Linked DNA regions of Homo sapiens: region 2 is linked to region 1. A link is a loop called in an ENCODE intact Hi-C map of the cell type or tissue named here. Cell type or tissue: Calu3. All regions are shown on one strand. Links, peaks and the distances in the headings refer to the core of each region. The heading gives the core; the rest is flanking DNA.

Region 1 (8,329 bases), core at 181-8,180:
CCTTGGCAGGCTCCCTGATGAGGAAACAAAGCGGGGAGTTCAGGAAGACCAAGGTGACTAGATTTCACAGGAGACAGTATATGAGAGACAACTTTAGAGAGAAAGAACTCAGGAAATCTATAAAGGGCCCCCTAACTATTCAGCAGAAGACTGATTAGCAGATGTGTAGGAGCAAACTAGTCGAAGCCAGGAAAGAATCATGGTGAAAATATTAGAGGGAACAGTACCAGGTGTTCACACATAGCCAGTACACACATAGCCAGAAACAGTGCCTACTCCCAAAAGCTGAAATGGTAAAATTTGTATCACACTGGGCATTGGATAAAGGAATCAAGAAGGCCTGGCCTCAGTAATAGGGAATAGCTAGTACTAGACTGAACCCTGTTCCAGACACACCTAACAAATCACAAAAGCAAAATCCAAAAGGATCAAACTGTTTCCAAGTAGCTTCACTGAAATCCAGAACAAAATTCAAGACTATTTATACTAATACAAAAGTTATTCAGCACCTAACAAAGTTAAAAAAAGCACGATGTCAGGTATTCAATCAAAGATTACCAGGCATACAAAAAAAGCAAGAAACATGATCCATGAGGAAAATAATCAACTGGAACCAACCCAGAACAGATGTTAGAATTAGCAGACAAGGACTAAAACAGATCATATAAAAGGCTAGAAAATGCAAACTAATCTACAGTGACAGAAAGAAGATCAGTGGTTGCTGGGGGAGAAATGGTGGAAGTTCAATGCAGAAGGAGGGCTTACAAAGGAATAAAATAAAACTTGGAGGTGAAGGATATGTTACTATCTTGTTTTTGATGGTTTCACAGGTATAAGCCAATGTCAAATTTTAATTTGTACACTTTAAATAGGTGCAGTCTGTTTTGTATCTCAATTATACCTCAATCAAGCTGGGTTTGTTTTTTTTTTTAATTTTGCTTCTGGGGAGTAGAATTAGACAGTGGGAAGCAAAGAAGGGTTGGGAAAGAACATTGCCTTCTGGTTTTGTTAAAGTTGTTTAGCATTATCTAGATTTTTAAATTTTTTTTATATATTGCTTTGATAAAATAAAAATTAATACAGAAACCATTTAGGAGAGGGAGTAAGATCGTTGGGAATAGTTTCATAGATGTATTAAGATTTGAGCTAGACCCTGAAAGGAGAGAAAGGAACAAAAATATGCTGAGCCTATTAAGTACCAGGTACTGAACTTTATATTTTACATGTGCTATCTTACTTGCTTCTCACAACCAATCTTGTGAAGTATTGTTGTCCCTATTAAAAATAAACAGTAAAAGCGGGTTAAGAAATTATACAATTTACAGTATACAATTCCAAGTTCTCACAATAAGCAAATGGTGGTGGCAAGATTTTATTCCAGGTCTATCTGTCCTTATAGCTAATGTTCCTCTCACTAGATGTGCTAGCACAATGTTCACACAGAGGGTGCTTATTAATTATAATGTTTTAAAAATTATATCAGAGTATTTTATTCAGAATATATTAAATGACTTCCAAACTGTACAAAGAATAAAGTAATTTGCCTAGGTAGAGTATGAAAATGTAAGGTGGGGAGCCAGACAGATTGAGAGTTATATATCCAAACAGCAGTTATCAATAGTTTTAAGTAAACCTGTAGGAGATGTTGAATATTTTACCATTCAGGAGTGCCCTAAGATTCAAACTAATGAAAATCTTTACTGATGACTAAGATAAAGCAATGGAAACATGCCCAAACGTACAGGTAGTATTAAATTTAGCTGAAATGTCAATAGTATGGAAGTCAGTAATACATTTCAAATTACCTGGAGGCAGGGAGTGCAGGAGGGTCTTACAAACTATATGAAACTCATTTAAGGACAATGCACAAGTTTTACAAATTAGAATGAAGAATTGCAAACCACAAATATAGGCTTGTTAGAGAGAGTAAGGACAACCCTGACAGAAAGTTCCAAAGACAGAAAGATGACAGTAGGCTATTCTGGGAGGAAAATCTCAATATACTAGTATTCAGAGGTAAAAATGGAAAGAGCTAGATAGTGGTCCTCCTACTTTTCTCTGCTTTAATTCAGCTTCTCATTGGGATGTTTATCTATTTGTGGCACCCTAAACAAAACAGAAATACTAAAGCATTCAGAGTAGAGACTCATATAAAGGCATAATATACTAAATAAATAAAACACAACATATAAGGAATGGAATGACTGCTATCTTCAAATATCTGAAGGATTCCTGGGTCAGATTGACAATCTGAACACGTAACTGCAGTTTTGGTGTTACAGATATAATTTGCAATAGCATCAAAACACATCACATATCTAGGAATAAATCTGACAAAGACATATAAGACATAATACTAATAAAAATCCCAAATGGTTTTGGGTACAAATTAAAAAGCTGACTCTTAACTTTATATGAAATACAAAAGGCTAAGAAGAGCCAAGACAATCTTGAGTAACAACAAACCTGGAGTATTTACACTACTAGATATCAAGGCCGACTAACAAGGTTAAATAGAACAGGTAAGATTATAAGAACATACTAACATTTACGAGCACCTGATTTATGACAAACATAAGCCTGCAGTGTATTAAGGAAAGGATGGTCTTTTCAATACAGATACTGGATCAACTGCATATTTATATAGGAAAAAAATTAATCTGGATCCCAGGTTCACACTCCTTACACAAAAATAAATTCCAGATGGGAGCTTCTCTGAACCCATTCTGGTTCAAGGGCTGCCCAATTCGATAAACAATTAAAAATTTGTTTTAATTAAAAATAAATTCCAGAGGTACTATAGATCTAAATGTAAAAGGTAACACAATAAAACCTTCAGAAGAAAATATGGGAGAACATCTTTATCACCTTGGAGAGGCAATGATTTTTTTCAGTAGGACATGAAAAGGATTAACCACAAAGGCAAAAAATTGATAAATCAGGTAAGACTGTAAAGTCAGGAAAAAAGAATAAAAGGTTACTTTTAAAAAGCTGATTTAAAGAATAATAGATATGTAATTGCTTTGTAAATAAGCAATTTAGCTTATATAGCTATACATGTTAGCTAATTTAATTTTACTAAGCAAAATAATGCACATAAAATGATCGTGGACTTAAAACTTTGGGTAAAAAAATGGTTTCAGCCCAGGCATTGTGGATCATGGCTATAATCCCAGCACTTTGGAAAGCCAAGGGGGGAGGATTGCTTGAGCCCAGGAGTTCGACACCAGCCTGGGCAACATAAGGAGAACCCATCTCTACAAAAAATTTTTTAAAATTAGCCAGGCATAGTGGCACTTGCCCGTGGTCTTAGCTGCTCAGAAGGCTGAGGTGGGAGGATCGCTTGAGCCTGGGAGGCTGAGGCTGCAGTGAGCCATGATCACACCACTGCACTGCAGCCTGGGTGACAGAGCAAGACTCTGTCTGTTAAAAAAAAAAAAAAAAAAGTCAAGAGTTCAATCAGAAAAGATAAACCAGAGTAATTTGAATAGAGAATTATTAACTTATAAGAGTAAGGAGAGACAGGCTAGTCACAAGTAAAGAAAACTCTACAGAATAAAGGAATATCAGAGGTAAGGAGCAGCCACTACCCCTAAGGCTGAGATAGAGCATTAAAAAAGAGGTTTCCCCAAGGCTGAGATGCAGACCTTGCTGGAGAAGGCATGACCATGGTTCACTGAATAGCCGAGAAGTTGCTGTGGTGCTATACCCATAGAGCTTGCTGAAATCTACTGTTCAGAACTTGTCAGAACTCTGCCCTCTAGGGTGCCAGCTAAAGCTAATCCCATAGAGCGGAGAGGTAGGTGGGCAGGGGATGCTACTGACCACTAGGTGCTGCTGACAGCCACGTTCTGCAATAGCCTGGCACCAGAAGCTGACCAAGCTTTAAGAGGTGGGCACTGGGGAAGCCTCAGCACTGTAGGAGCCAGAAGCTATTAAGCCACTTGGACTGCAAGAGCTGGCGCCAGAGAAGTTGCCAAGCCAGCACACCAGAACCAGGAAGGAAAATCTCTTCCTCTTGCAATGTCTCTCTGGCGCCCTCTATTGACAAAATTTAACATCCAGCCAGTTGTCAAAGGAAAATATTCAAAGGGCTCAGGTCTATTTTCACCAACCATGCAATGAATGTTGAACTCAGAGCTAAGAAGTAATAAATTGATAACGACCACAATTATAAAACTATGTTTTCATCAATCATGACTTGGTAAAACTATAGTTGGTGAGGGTTCCCTAACCAAGAAATTAAGAATAAACATTTAAGCAGGTTAAATAATGGATTTCCCCCTTTTTCCATATTTTCTACAATGTTGCTATATTGTCTTTATAACTGAAAACTAAAGTATTAAAAAGATGAATGGTAGAAAATAAAATTACTTCTACTAAGAGTTTAATTGGATTTGAGGTTAACTGCTTCCAGAAAATTCAATTAAAAAATTTCTGTTCTGGAAATAAAAGCGAGATATTCATTCATACACCACACAATAGTGTACTAAAATATTTTGAACACTTTTTTTCTGGAAGGAAAGTCTTATTTTGATATAGATTTAGATTTTTGAAAACTATGATATTTTTATACCCCCAAACACATTCTCCTTATAATATAAATTACAGGCAAGACTGACGTTACAGTAATTTCACGATTTCTTAATAGGTAAATTTATCTTTCAGCAAGGTAAACGGAAACTCAAATATCAAAAATATGAGAAACAAAGTTTGGGGAAAAGCACATGTGCAAAAGGGTACAATTTAAGAGAATTGTGAATGAAGATACAGTAGGAAAGTGTTTTCTCATAGGACAGTAGGTGGAGCCAGTGTGCTCCACAATCTAAACGGTTTTCCAACATTTGGCTGAATACATAAAACCCTGAGGTGACTGGATAAACAATTTAGAGCTCGGTTGTATTTACAACTGTAAAACCATCACCCAGAGCTAAAGATAAATAAATAGAAGCATTAAAATCTAGTGAAGCTGAAAAAGTGATCTATATTGCTTCACTTCCACTGTGAAAAGCCGTCCTGCCCAGTCAGCAAATTAGCTTGATGAAAGCTGTAACTGGTTTGAGCCTGAAAGCAACCCAGCACTTTTCCCCAATGCAAGTTCATTTTGCCAAATATTTTACTGATTATGCAGATCTTCAAATAATGTTAAACATTCCCAGAGCTTCAGAGACTTCAGAGATGGATGTAGATAGGGAGATCATCTAAATTCATCTTCACAATTTAGAGTAGGCATTACTGTGTTCTTATCTACTACCACCTTCTAGCTGTGTGAACTTAGGCAACTTATTTATGCTTAAGCCTTAGTTTCCTAACTTGCAAAATGGGTAAAAACAATTATATTTACATTATTTAAATAATTGAATATGATATAAATAATAAATATGACCAAATAACACATATAAAGATTATTTGATATGAGAAAGATCCATAGAATATTATATAAGAACTTCCACAATCTTGCTGTGTTAAGAATTAATATCTATATAGTGAACTTGCACATGTACTCTTGAATTTAAAATAAAAGTTGAAAAAAAACCCCACATAACTACTTATGATATAAATAAAAAGTAAAAAACGAACAAAAATAGGTGCAACCTGGGAATTGTGTTGGTACTTGCACCAGCTCAAGAACAGTTATCACAAGGGAGAAGGTTTGTCTTCTAATCCAGGCCAGTAACAAAGAAAGTTATAGGGTACACTGGTTCACGCTAAGCTTAAAGAAAAAAATAATAATAATAACCATCATATAAATGCATATTACAGTACAAGGGACTCCTTCCAGTAGCTTTAAATTAAGATAGATATCAGAAGAAAAAAAAAACAGGAAACCAAGTGTGTCTTACTTTAAAAAATGATAAACACAAATGTAATTCAATTTGACAAACATTTATCAAGTATTTTCTACATGCAAGGCACTAAGTTGGGAGCTAGAAGAAAAATTAACAAGTGAATAACTTTGGTACCTATCCTGAAAAAGTATATATAAGTGTAGCAGGAAAGACAGACAGGTAAACAACTAGCAAAAGAGAGTGATAGGAACAAAGAAGGCAAAAAAACCAATACACTTAGCGGGAGGGAGAGAATCCAAGATGGGTTTCAGTAAGAAGATAACACTTAAGCTATGCTTCTGACAGATAAAAAGATATGCAGGAATGTGGGATTTTTATTACTACAAGAGTCATTCTATTTTCTTTTCTTTTCTTTCTTTTTTTTTTTTTTTTGAGACAGGGTCTCTCTCTGTTGCACAGAGTGAGTTCAGTGGCACAATCATGGCTTACTGCAGCCTCGACCTTTTGGGCTCAAGTGATCCTCCCACCTCAGCCTCCTGTGTAGCTGGGACTAAAGGCATATGCCACCACTCCTGGCTAATTAAAAAAAAATTTTTCTGTAGAGACAAGGTATCCCTATGTTGTTCATGCTGGTCTTGAACTACTTGACTCAAGCAATCCTCCCACCTTGGCCTCCCAAAGTGCTTAGATTACAGGCATGAGCCACTGCGCCTGGCCAATTATATATATTTTGGTTTTTTTGTACTGACGAGGTCTTCTTATGTTGCTCAGGCTGGTCTCGAACCCCTAAGCTGAAATGATCCTCCCACCTCAGCCCCCCAAAGTGCTGGGATTACAGGCATGAGCCACCGTGGCTGCCCTAAGTCATTCTATTTTCTTTGGGATATATATAATAGTTTAGAAAAATATTTAATTTATGAAAATTAGTTTTTTCACATTATTTTTAAAAATATACATTACACATTCACTTTATTGCATGTAAGTATTACTAAAAATATTTTTAAACCACCAATATTGCCCAGAAACATTTCCTGGGTAAGGGGGAAATTGTGCAGATGGCTTCTGGAAGACCTCCAGTCTAGGTAGGTTTATGGTGAAACATTTCATCCAGAAGTCGGGGCCTTTTGTCTTCAGTTTGCTGGAACCCACATTCACTAAGCAGAGCTTGTAATGATCATTGGGACCCAGTAAAAATGGAAATGTTCATGTTAAATTCAAGAGGAAGTACATTGTAGGTTTGGGAAGAAAGGCCAAGTACACAGTGGTAAAGAGCTAAGAGAAGAACTTGGGAGCTCCATATCAGATACGGCTTAGGTAAACTCTGGCCTCACAAGAGGGAGGTTACAGGGGAGGGGAATGACTCTGTACAAACAGCATTTACAGGTCTAAAATGCTGCTTTAGAGAAGGATCAAAGATGAGCACACTGAGAAAGATTTAAAACAGATAACCATGATGAAGTCATGAGCCAGAGAAGAACAAGGTAAGTAACAGGGTCTTGAAATCCCTAGAGAAATAGTTGGTGAAATGAACATTTTTGATTTATTCAAAGGTCAAAAAGGGAAAGTTTCCAAACTATGTTCAGTAATGAAGAGGCATTATTGAAATGACATAATCTGAAAATGGTTATTTTGATAATCCCTTCTTCCTCTCCACTTTTACCGAAACTTCTTTAAGGGCCCAAATCAAATCCTACCTACATTTGGTGAATTTTTGTTAATCATCCTACTCAAAATGACCACTCTTGTTACAGCACTTAACCGTTTTAACCTCTCACCTGGCACTTAGCATAGATTGCCTTGCATAGACAGATCTCTTTTCACTAAATCTGATCAACTGATATTTATGACTTATCTCCTCAGTTACATTTCTTGAGGGCAGTGGCCTTATATTCATTCAATAGCAAATACCCACTGATCATCTACTACAAAAGGCTCTATAAAGGAATACAAAAGAAAACCAGACAGACTGCCCTCATGCAAATTAAACTAGTTCCAAATTTTCAAGAGTACAGGTATTTAAAACCTAATAGATATTATTTCAGATGTGGTTCAGTTATGATGTAATAAAGTTATTCTTTTCCCCAAAATTAATTTAACAGATTCATCCTTCACCCCAAACTAATTTCAGTATAATTTTTCATTCACTCTTCATTTACTTAGAATTAAAATGCATCAGTCAAAAATCATGAATGCATAAGACCTTTAAAATGCATTTTAAATTTAGACTAAATTAACCTTAATTATTAAAAATGCAGATGATTTATTACTGTTAAAATCTCACAAAAGATACCTTCTATATTTGATATGGTTAGGTTTTGGGTCCCCACCCAAATCTCATCTTGAATTGTAATCCCCAGGTGTTGAGGGATCTGGTGGGAGGTGATTGGATTATGTGGGTGGTTCCCCCATGCTGTTCTTGAGACTGAGTGAATTCTTACAAGATCTGATGGTTTTACAAATGGTAGTTTTCCCTGTGCTTGCACACACTCTCCTGCTGCCATGTGAAAAGGTCCAAGTTTGCTTCCCCTTCGCCTTCTTCC
Region 2 (8,329 bases), core at 96-8,095, 170 kb before region 1:
AATCCCCAAGTGTGAGGTGGGGAGGGCAGGGGTGCAGCTCAGGCTCGGCAGCCCCCCCACTGCCCTTCCATGGAGAAAACAAGGAGGCCCTGCAGGGCAACAGGCCCAGAAAGTGAGGGGTGACAACAAACAGAGCCCAGTCAACAGGGACGAGGGACGGAAGGCGCAGTAATGAGCTCCGCAGGGCCCCGAGCCTCCTTCCGGGACCCATAGCACCACAGCAGCACAGGAGGCAAAGTGCAATTAGCCAGGAGCGCCCAGACCCGCCCTGGCCTCCCTGGGACCCAAGCTGCTGTAGGAGATCAGCCTCCTGGCCCTGGCAGCCTCCCAGACCAGCCAGGCCAGGTGCCCCAACTCCCTGCAATAGGAACCTTTGGCCCACAGATAAACACAGGCCTCAATGACAGGCCTCCTGCCTGCAGTCCTGGGCCTGTTCTTCACTGTTGAGAGGTGGAGCTGCACCAGGAACCACTTGGGCCCAAGCCCAGGGCAGGACACATAGGCTCCCACCTACAAACGGCCAGACAGATGGCCTCTCCTGGGGAGACTGGAGTCAGGCCCAGCACCACAAGGCCCTGGGAGGTCTGGGGGAGCAAGGCCGACCGTGGGGCTGCTGGGTGGTAGCTGAGTCCAACAATTTGGAAAGGAGCTCTGTTCCCAAAACTCTCCTGAGCCTTCTCTACTCCAGGTCCCTAGTGGGCTCAGCAGGGACATATACGTTGGGCCAGTTCTGCCTGTGGGGAGCTCACCTCACGGGGGAGGTGAAAGATAAACAGGCAATTGCAGGGCAAAGTGGGAGGTGGGGGGCAGCCCTACAGAATGCCCATGTGCCCCTTCAGCCCCTGACTGAGCCCTCATCTAGTGGGGGGGTGGGCTCTAAGGCAGGGGGACCTTGTTCTGAGCTCAGAGAAGGGGGTGGGAGCCTGGAAGCTGGAGAGTGAGGACTGGCCCTACACCCAGAGCACAGAACCAGGCCCCAGCCCTCTCTGGGCCTTGAGGCGTAGAATTGAAATGAGCCAACGGGTGGCTCTCGAAAGCCCTCCTGGCTCAGGTGCCCCTCGAATACCCACATCCACACGCCGCAACCATGGCCTCTGCCAAGGCCCCAGGGGCCCTACAGCAGGCAGCTGCTCCTACCCTGCAGGACTACTGGGGCTAGGCCCCAGGGATGCCCACCCTGGAGTGGCTTTGAGAGGTCACATCCCCGTTCTGCAGACTCAAGAGCAAGACACCTACCAGAGTCTCAGCCTTGCCCAAGGGCACTGCTCCCTCTGATGGCCAAGGGATACCTCAGAGGATGAGGAAAAACTCTGTCTTGCACAGGAGTACCTGTATGTTCTATGATATTAATTATCATAATGCTGGTAGGCACAGCCACCTTTGGCCAAGCACGATGCCGCACAAGGCATGTTGAGTGCAGCATCTGGTCCTATCCTCACCACTCCCCGAGAGACAGCTACTCCGATTGTCCTTATTTTGCTGATGAGTAACCTGAGGCCAGCTCCAAAGCTACCAAGTGCTGAGGCTCACTGCCAAGCCTGGGAGATGCAGATGTCCAGTGCTCCTCAGCCCCACTGCCAGCCCCTCCCAAGGGATGGCAGAAGGGCAGGGATGAGCAAGGGGCAATGACCAGAGTCCCCCTGCAGTCCCTGCCAATAATTCTTCAGGGAGCCAGGGTCTGCCTCCACTCCAGCCTCCCTGCCTCCTGTGCACGGAATCTAAGGCCCTGCTGCCAAGTGCTGGGATAGGAGGTTGGGTTGCAGGACCAGAGCCTATTCTTTCCAACCCAAACCCTTTGGCCCTGGTCCAGAACACCAGCAGCTTGGAACTGTGCTGGGATAGGAGGTTGGGTTGCAGGACCAGAGCCCATTCTTTCCCACCCAAACCCTTTGGCCCTGGTCCAGAACACCAGCAGCTTGGAACTGGGAGTCATGAAGCTGGGGATCACCAAACCACCCTTGCTGAACAACTGGGAAAAGTCAGGCCCAGAGGAGGACAGCAACCAGCTGAGTCACACAGCAGGTCTGTGTCTGTCAGGGGTCTCCTGAGCCCCATCAGTGGTGTCTGCACACTAAATGTGATGCACACAGCTTCCACATTTCACAGGTGTGTATTAATCTGCCAAGTGTCCCCAACAGTGTTGGGGGGGACACATCAGAATGACCTTGGGAGCCTGACGGATTCCCAGCACCTGCCCCTGGGGGTGCCCAGCTGAAGGGTGAGGGATGGCAATTCCGACGCTCGGCCAGTACTGGGGGCCCCCACCCCATCCCTGGCACAGGCTTTTGAAAGTCTCATCTGCCACAATCAGGTTCCGCCTGTCTGGCAGTGAGGGCCACAGGCTGCGTTCACACTCCCCAGCACCCTGCCCACTCTGCCCGAGGCCTCACCTTTTGCCACAGCGACTCCCGGGAGGCAAGTGACGAGCAGGCTGCCACAAACCAGCAGTTGCCCACCTGGCCCTGGTGCAGGTCGTGGGAGCTGATGCCATCCACAAAGAGGCGGGGGTCCTCGCAGATGCCCTGCGGAGAAGGCGAGGAGAGAGCGTGAGGGGCGGAGGAGCATGCGGATGCCCCCCATGGCAGGAGACATGACAGACACAGACGTGACAGACACAGACTTGCTGTGTGATCATCAGCATGGTGATTCACCTGCCTCCCACCACAGACTTGGGGCCCCATAGGGCCCATCTGCTCCCCGCTTGCCCCCCACCCCGCGGTCCTGCCTGGGATGCCCTCTCCCCTTCCTGGCCAGAGAGTGCTCTTCCGCTAAAGGTTTGCTGATGAAGAACCTGTGGGAAGACGTCAGAGCGCTGGACCCGGGGCACTGCCTTCCTCCTACCCGCTGCGCCCCTCCCTAACCAGCAAGAGCTCCATTCCCTTCCTTCTCTAGCACCAGCAGCCTGAGTGCCCACCCCCGCCAGCCCACAGGGGTACAGCAGGTTCAAGTGGGGTGGGGGTGCGGGCATGGGACAAACACCCATATCCCAGCTGGGGAGCACAAAGCGAGGGGCCAGTGGGGAGCGGTGGGCCAGGCCCCGCATGGCACTTGCCTCGCATAATCTCATCAGGTCTTCACGCCACCCAAGGAGCGAGGAGTTGTCATTCCATTGTATGGGCGAGGAATGGAGGTTCAGAGATGGACTGTGACTTGTCAAAGGCACACAGCAAGCAAATGCTCAAGTGGAGCAAAAACTCCTTTTTTTCCTTTTTTCTTTCTTTTTTTCTTTAGAGACAGTCTCGCTCTTTTGCCCAGGCTGGAGTGCATGGAATGCAGTAGTGCAACCTCAGCTCACTGCAACCTCCAGCTCCTGGGTTCAAGCAATTCTCCTGCCTCACCTTCCTGAGTAGCTGGGATTACAGGCACCCACCACCACGCCCAGCTAATTTTTATATTTTTAGTAGAGACAGGGTTTCTCCATGTTGGCCAGGCTGGTCTCAAACTCCTGATCTGCTGGCCTCGGCCTCCCAAAGTGCTGGAATTACAGGCATAAGCCACTGCGCCCAGCCTCCATTTTTATTTTCTACAGAGACTGGTGGGCACGGCCCAAGAGGCTGCTCCATGAGACGCAGCCAGGGAATCCGGCCAGGGCAGCCGCTGACCCGGGAATGATCCATGAGCAACTGGCTGCTCTCAGGCTCAGCCCTTCCTAATTTCTGGAAGCCCCTTGCTCTGCCTGCCAAGAGAGAGGCAGCCCAGGGGGGCTCCAGTACCAGGTGCCCTCTGCACCTGACCCTGCCCAAGGAGCTCTGGCCTGGGCTTTCCACCTCTTCTTGCTGTGGGGGTATTTTCCTTAAAAGCCCCCTGAGGCAGTGCTGTGAAAGGGAAAAGCATGGGCTTTGGCTTCAGACTGGAGACTGAATTCCAGCTCCTCAATCGGCAATCTGGCGAGCTCTCTGAGCCTCGGCTTTCTGATTTATATAATAGAAACAACAATTTCTTTATGTTGTTGGATTTTGGGGTTTTTTGTTTTTGTTTTTGTCTTTTTGAGGCATGGTCTCGTCTGTCACCCAAACTGGAGTGCAGTCACAATCACAGCTCACTGCAGCCTCAACCTCCTAGGCTCAAGCGATCCTCTGGCCTAAGCCTCACGAATAGCTGGGACCGTAGGCCCACACACCACACTCAGCTAACTCTTAAATTTTTTGTAGAGATGAGGTCTCACTATGTTGCCCAGGCTGGTCTCAAACTCCTGAGCTCAAGCAATCTTCCCGCCTCAGCCTCCCAAAGTGCTGGGATGACAGGCTTGAGCCAATGTGCATGGCCAATAATTTCTACTTTGCGAGGAGGAATCAGTGTATGTAAAGTATCAAGCCCAGGGCCTGACCCAAAGCGAATGAAAGTCTCCTTCAATTTTCAGGTGCTAGGAAGCTATGCCCAGACCTCTATGGGTGGCTCCAGCACCAAGAGATGCAACCAGGAAGGGTCAGCTCACCCTGTGTTCCCTCAGCTGTAATCATCCCTCCCCAAGGCCTGAGCTGGGGGTGGGGCCTGGCCTGATCCCTAGCCCTGGCCCAGGGAACAGAGCAGGCCCCTCTTCCTCTCCCATCGCCTCACTGAGCTGAGGAAGCCACTGCTCCCCAGTGGCTGTGGGTATGGTGGAGGGTGGGGACAGGCAAACACTGAGACATGCCTTTCATGTACCAGGCATCCTGCTGACACCACAATCCATCCTCACCAAGGCACTGAGAAGTGGGCAATATCCCCTTTTACAGATAAGGAAACTGAGGCCCAGGGAGGTGTAATACCATGTCCCCGCCACACAGCATGGGCAGATGGCAGCAGCCCTCTGCCTGCCTCCACTCCAGCAGGCGCTCCTGAGCTAGTTCCATCCCAAGAGCTTCTGCGGTCCTACCACAGGCGGCCAGCAGAGGGTGGCAGAGGCAGGAAGACCGAATTTGAATGTCTGCTCCCTGCTGTGCAACTTTGGGCCTCACCTGTGCAGAGGAGATAAATGGTCATCCCAGCAGGGCTGTGTAGGGACTCTACAGATCGTGGAGCAGAGCAGTTGCAAGGGAGAATGGGGAAGAGGGCTCCTAGTTCCCACCAAGATGGGGACCCTGCTGTCCCCTCTGCCCGGAAGAACCAGAGTTTTAGAGGGTCAGAGAAAGGGCTAGAATTCCCCCAAGGGCATGAGCAGCTCCTGAGACCTGGCCCCTCCTTCCAGTTGGCACTACAGGGTGCACCACGGCCAACCTGCACGGCGGCTTCTGCAGAGCACAGGTCTAGGAAACCCAGTGAGGCCGCCTGGTCTCATCCATCCCCAACGGCACCCCGTCAGGAAGCACAGGCAGGAAGAAGGGACTTTCCCTCTCCTCCCCGCTGCCCTCCTGTCTTCCCTCCCAGCCCTGGACCACACCCCACATCCAGCCCATCCTCTGACCCAGAGGGAGCTATGACTTAGCATCTGTTCCCTGAGGCCAGGAGGGCAGGCAAGACCGGGAAGGGAGAGGGGCTTCCATATACGGAGGACCCCAGCCACATCATGCCATGGAAAGAGAAACAGCTACCACCTGGCATCACCAGGGTTTACAGCAGGAAGTGACTCAGGTGTCCCTCCACTTCAGATCCTCCCAGCCAGTGTCCTAAGACAGACACACAACTGCCCCATCCCAGAGAGGAGGAGGCTGAGCCCAGGACAGCGCAGTGATGTCCAAGGTGACAAGGCAAGTAAGTGGACGGATCCGATGGGATGCCCTAGGTCTGCTGGGCTCCCAACCAGGGTCTCCCAACACTAAGCACCACAGCTGGGGCAGACCCGAGGTGCAGATCCAACCAGATCTGGGCCCCAGATCAGGGCTCTGGCCCCAGACACTTCTCCAGTCCTTGAGAGACAGACCGAGCTTGGGAGTCACGATTCCCAGATTCCATCACCCTGACTTGCTGTGGCAGAGCAGGAACCTGGGGGCAATCGTGCAGCCTGGGAAGGAGCAGACAGAGCGGAAGGCAGCCAGGCATGTTCCCACTGCCAGGAGAGGCTCAGGGTCACCAGCTCTAACCAACAGAAACCACCTGAGGTTGGTGGCACCTGGAGTCTGCTCTGGAATCCAGGGGCCACCTTGGGGCACCTGTAAAGGAACAATAATAGAAATATCTCACAATGACTGGGCACCTGCTATGTGGCAGGCACTGTGCAAAACAACCCTGTGAGATGGGCACTGTTGGCATCCCCTTTTTACGGATGAGGAAACCAAGGCACAGAAAGGTTAAGTCACTTGCCCAGGGCCACACAAGAAGAGGTGAAATGAGATTCAAATTCAGGCAGTCTGGCTGCAGTCTCCAGGTAGACTAGGTTTTTTGTTTGTTTGTTTGTTTTTGTTTGTTTTTTTTAGATGGGAGTCTTGCCCTGTCGCCCAGGCTGGAATGCAATGGTGCGATCTTGGCTCACTGCAACCTTCGCCTCCTGGGTTCAAACGATTCTCCTGCCTTAGCCTCTAGAGTAGCTGGGACTACAGGCACCTGCCACCAACACCCAGCTAATTTTTCTATTTTTAGTAGAGACAGGGTTTCACTATGTTGGCCAGGCTGGTCTCAGGTGGGCTAGGTTTTATGGGTGACAAAGCCATCCTTCCTTCACCTGTCTCCCTGCACCTGTCCTAACCCAGCTTAGGGGGTGTCTCACTAGATAGCAATGAGACCAAGGGTTTGGGGAAGCCCAGGCCCTCACCTCTGCCACCATGGGGCCAGGCTTCTCAAGCCTAGTGTTTGTCCTTCCACTTTTCCTGGGCCACTGGCTGGACATAGGTCATAGAGTGAGTCAGGGAAGGTCTCTGCCCACAGGCAGGGATCTTGAGAAGGAGCCAGGCCCTGACCCCCCATGTGAGCAGAGCTGTGACAGCAGGAGCCAGAGAGAAAACAGAGGAGGCTGCCTGGAGGCAGTGATGCTGGCAGAGCAGGCATGGAGAGTGCTGGTAAGCAGGGAGGTTCAGGAGGGAAATGGGGACCCGAAGTGTCCTGAGGCAGACACTGCCTCCGAAATGGTCCTCGGGTGCCAGGGGCCCTTTATCTGGTGCCAGCCACCTGTGCTCCCTTCCATCCCTGTCCACACTCTCTAGGTTTCCTTAGGGTCCCCACCACCAGCCTGTGAGCTCCTAAGCAGGGCCCAGGCCTGACTTTGCCCACTTCTAGGCTTAGCAAAGCTTGGCAGGTTCCACTGGGGCTACAGACAGGTCCCTGGGAGGGAGGGGGGACAAAGTGGTGCACAGGATTGGGCTGTACAGGGGCTACCCCTGAGGGCTGGGGGTTGACCATTTCTCCAGGCAACACAGCTCTAGGACAGCATTCTGCACCTGCAGTCACCGCTCCCCTGCTCAGCCCATCCCAGCCTGTTAGACCAACTCTACCTGACAGGCCACAGCCCAGCCCACCTCCCTTCTCCCTTCGTGGCACAACAAGAAATTCAGGTTTCTATTCCTGGTGTACAAGGCAAGGCAAGGCAGCAGACTGGATCCATGGCACCTGGGCTATATCTGCAGAGGCTCCCTCCACATCCGTCCTCCTCCCCCACTCTTTGTCCATCCAGCTTCACCCTAGTCACCACCCTCCTGGAATCTAGGATCACAGAATGAATGAACTAGACAGTGGGAAACAGGTCTGGGAAGGACACGGGACTTCCATCTGGGACTGGAAAGGGAGTTGTAGCCTACAGCCCATCCCCTCTGCAGAAGACTTGCCCTCCCCCAGCCCTACCTCCTTCTCCTCCATGGCAGTCCGCACCCTTCAAGGCCTCTGAAAGCTCTCCCTGACCCCACTGAACCCCATCTCTGAGCACATGCCCAGAAGGGGGTCATTCCTGGGCAGTTCGGCTGGGTGTGCCCCCGCTGCCAGGCCTTGCTGCAAACTGACTGTTCTGTGGCACGAAAAGGCCTTATGTTCAGGGAGCCGAGGAGTAGGGCCATCTCCAGGAAATGGCTTGATGGGCAAGAGTCCCCGGGACTGGGCTGAGGCTGGGGCCCCCGAGACTGCACTAGGGGAATTCTGCAGGTTCCAAAACCAGTGTCTGTTCATTAGTCCCCCTCCCCCACCCCACCTTGTCCCCTGTGCATTCCACCAAAGGACCTCCAGGCTCATACCCAGATGTGGGAGAGACAGCATGCTGGATGAGGGGATGTTGCCCCCACAGGGTGACAGGAGGCCGCCTACCAGGTCCCGGGCCCTGAGCGAGGAGGACGGACACCCTGAGCTCCCAGGCCTGGGGACATTCTCCATTCTCCGTGCATCTCCCCAGCCAGGCCTGTGAGGGGCCAGCGAATGGCCACTGTACTGGAAAGAACAAAAACATAGCGAGCCTGTGGGTGAAGGGTGTGGGCTGAAGGCAGGTGCCCAGGTC

Evidence for each region. Hi-C counts contacts between places; a loop is a spot of excess contacts. Peaks named below come from ENCODE experiments on the same cell type or tissue, not always from the same donor. Only the 100,000 strongest peaks of a DNase experiment are listed, where the experiment ranks them.
Region 2: it touches region 1 in a loop (19-fold over the local background); 35 of 110 quality-filtered maps call a loop at or near these places.

Annotation. Positions count from the first base shown.
Region 1 is chr11:76,915,752-76,924,080 of GRCh38, reverse strand. All of the region lies in intron 1 of ACER3 (alkaline ceramidase 3), which reads right to left. Among named protein-coding and RNA genes, the nearest start is that of ACER3, 59 kb to the right of the region's middle. In Calu3, for the core only: CTCF peaks have their summits at 3,800 (motif pointing right), 3,999 (motif pointing left) and 4,804 (motif pointing right); a DNase peak (open chromatin) is centred at 3,930.
Region 2 is chr11:77,087,875-77,096,203 of GRCh38, reverse strand. It overlaps CAPN5 (calpain 5), which reads right to left. Exons shown (of 13, transcript NM_004055.5): 3 at 2,391-2,522. Among named protein-coding and RNA genes, the nearest start is that of OMP, 11 kb to the left of the region's middle. In Calu3, for the core only: a CTCF peak has its summit at 4,863 (motif pointing right); DNase peaks (open chromatin) are centred at 4,863, 5,209 and 7,373.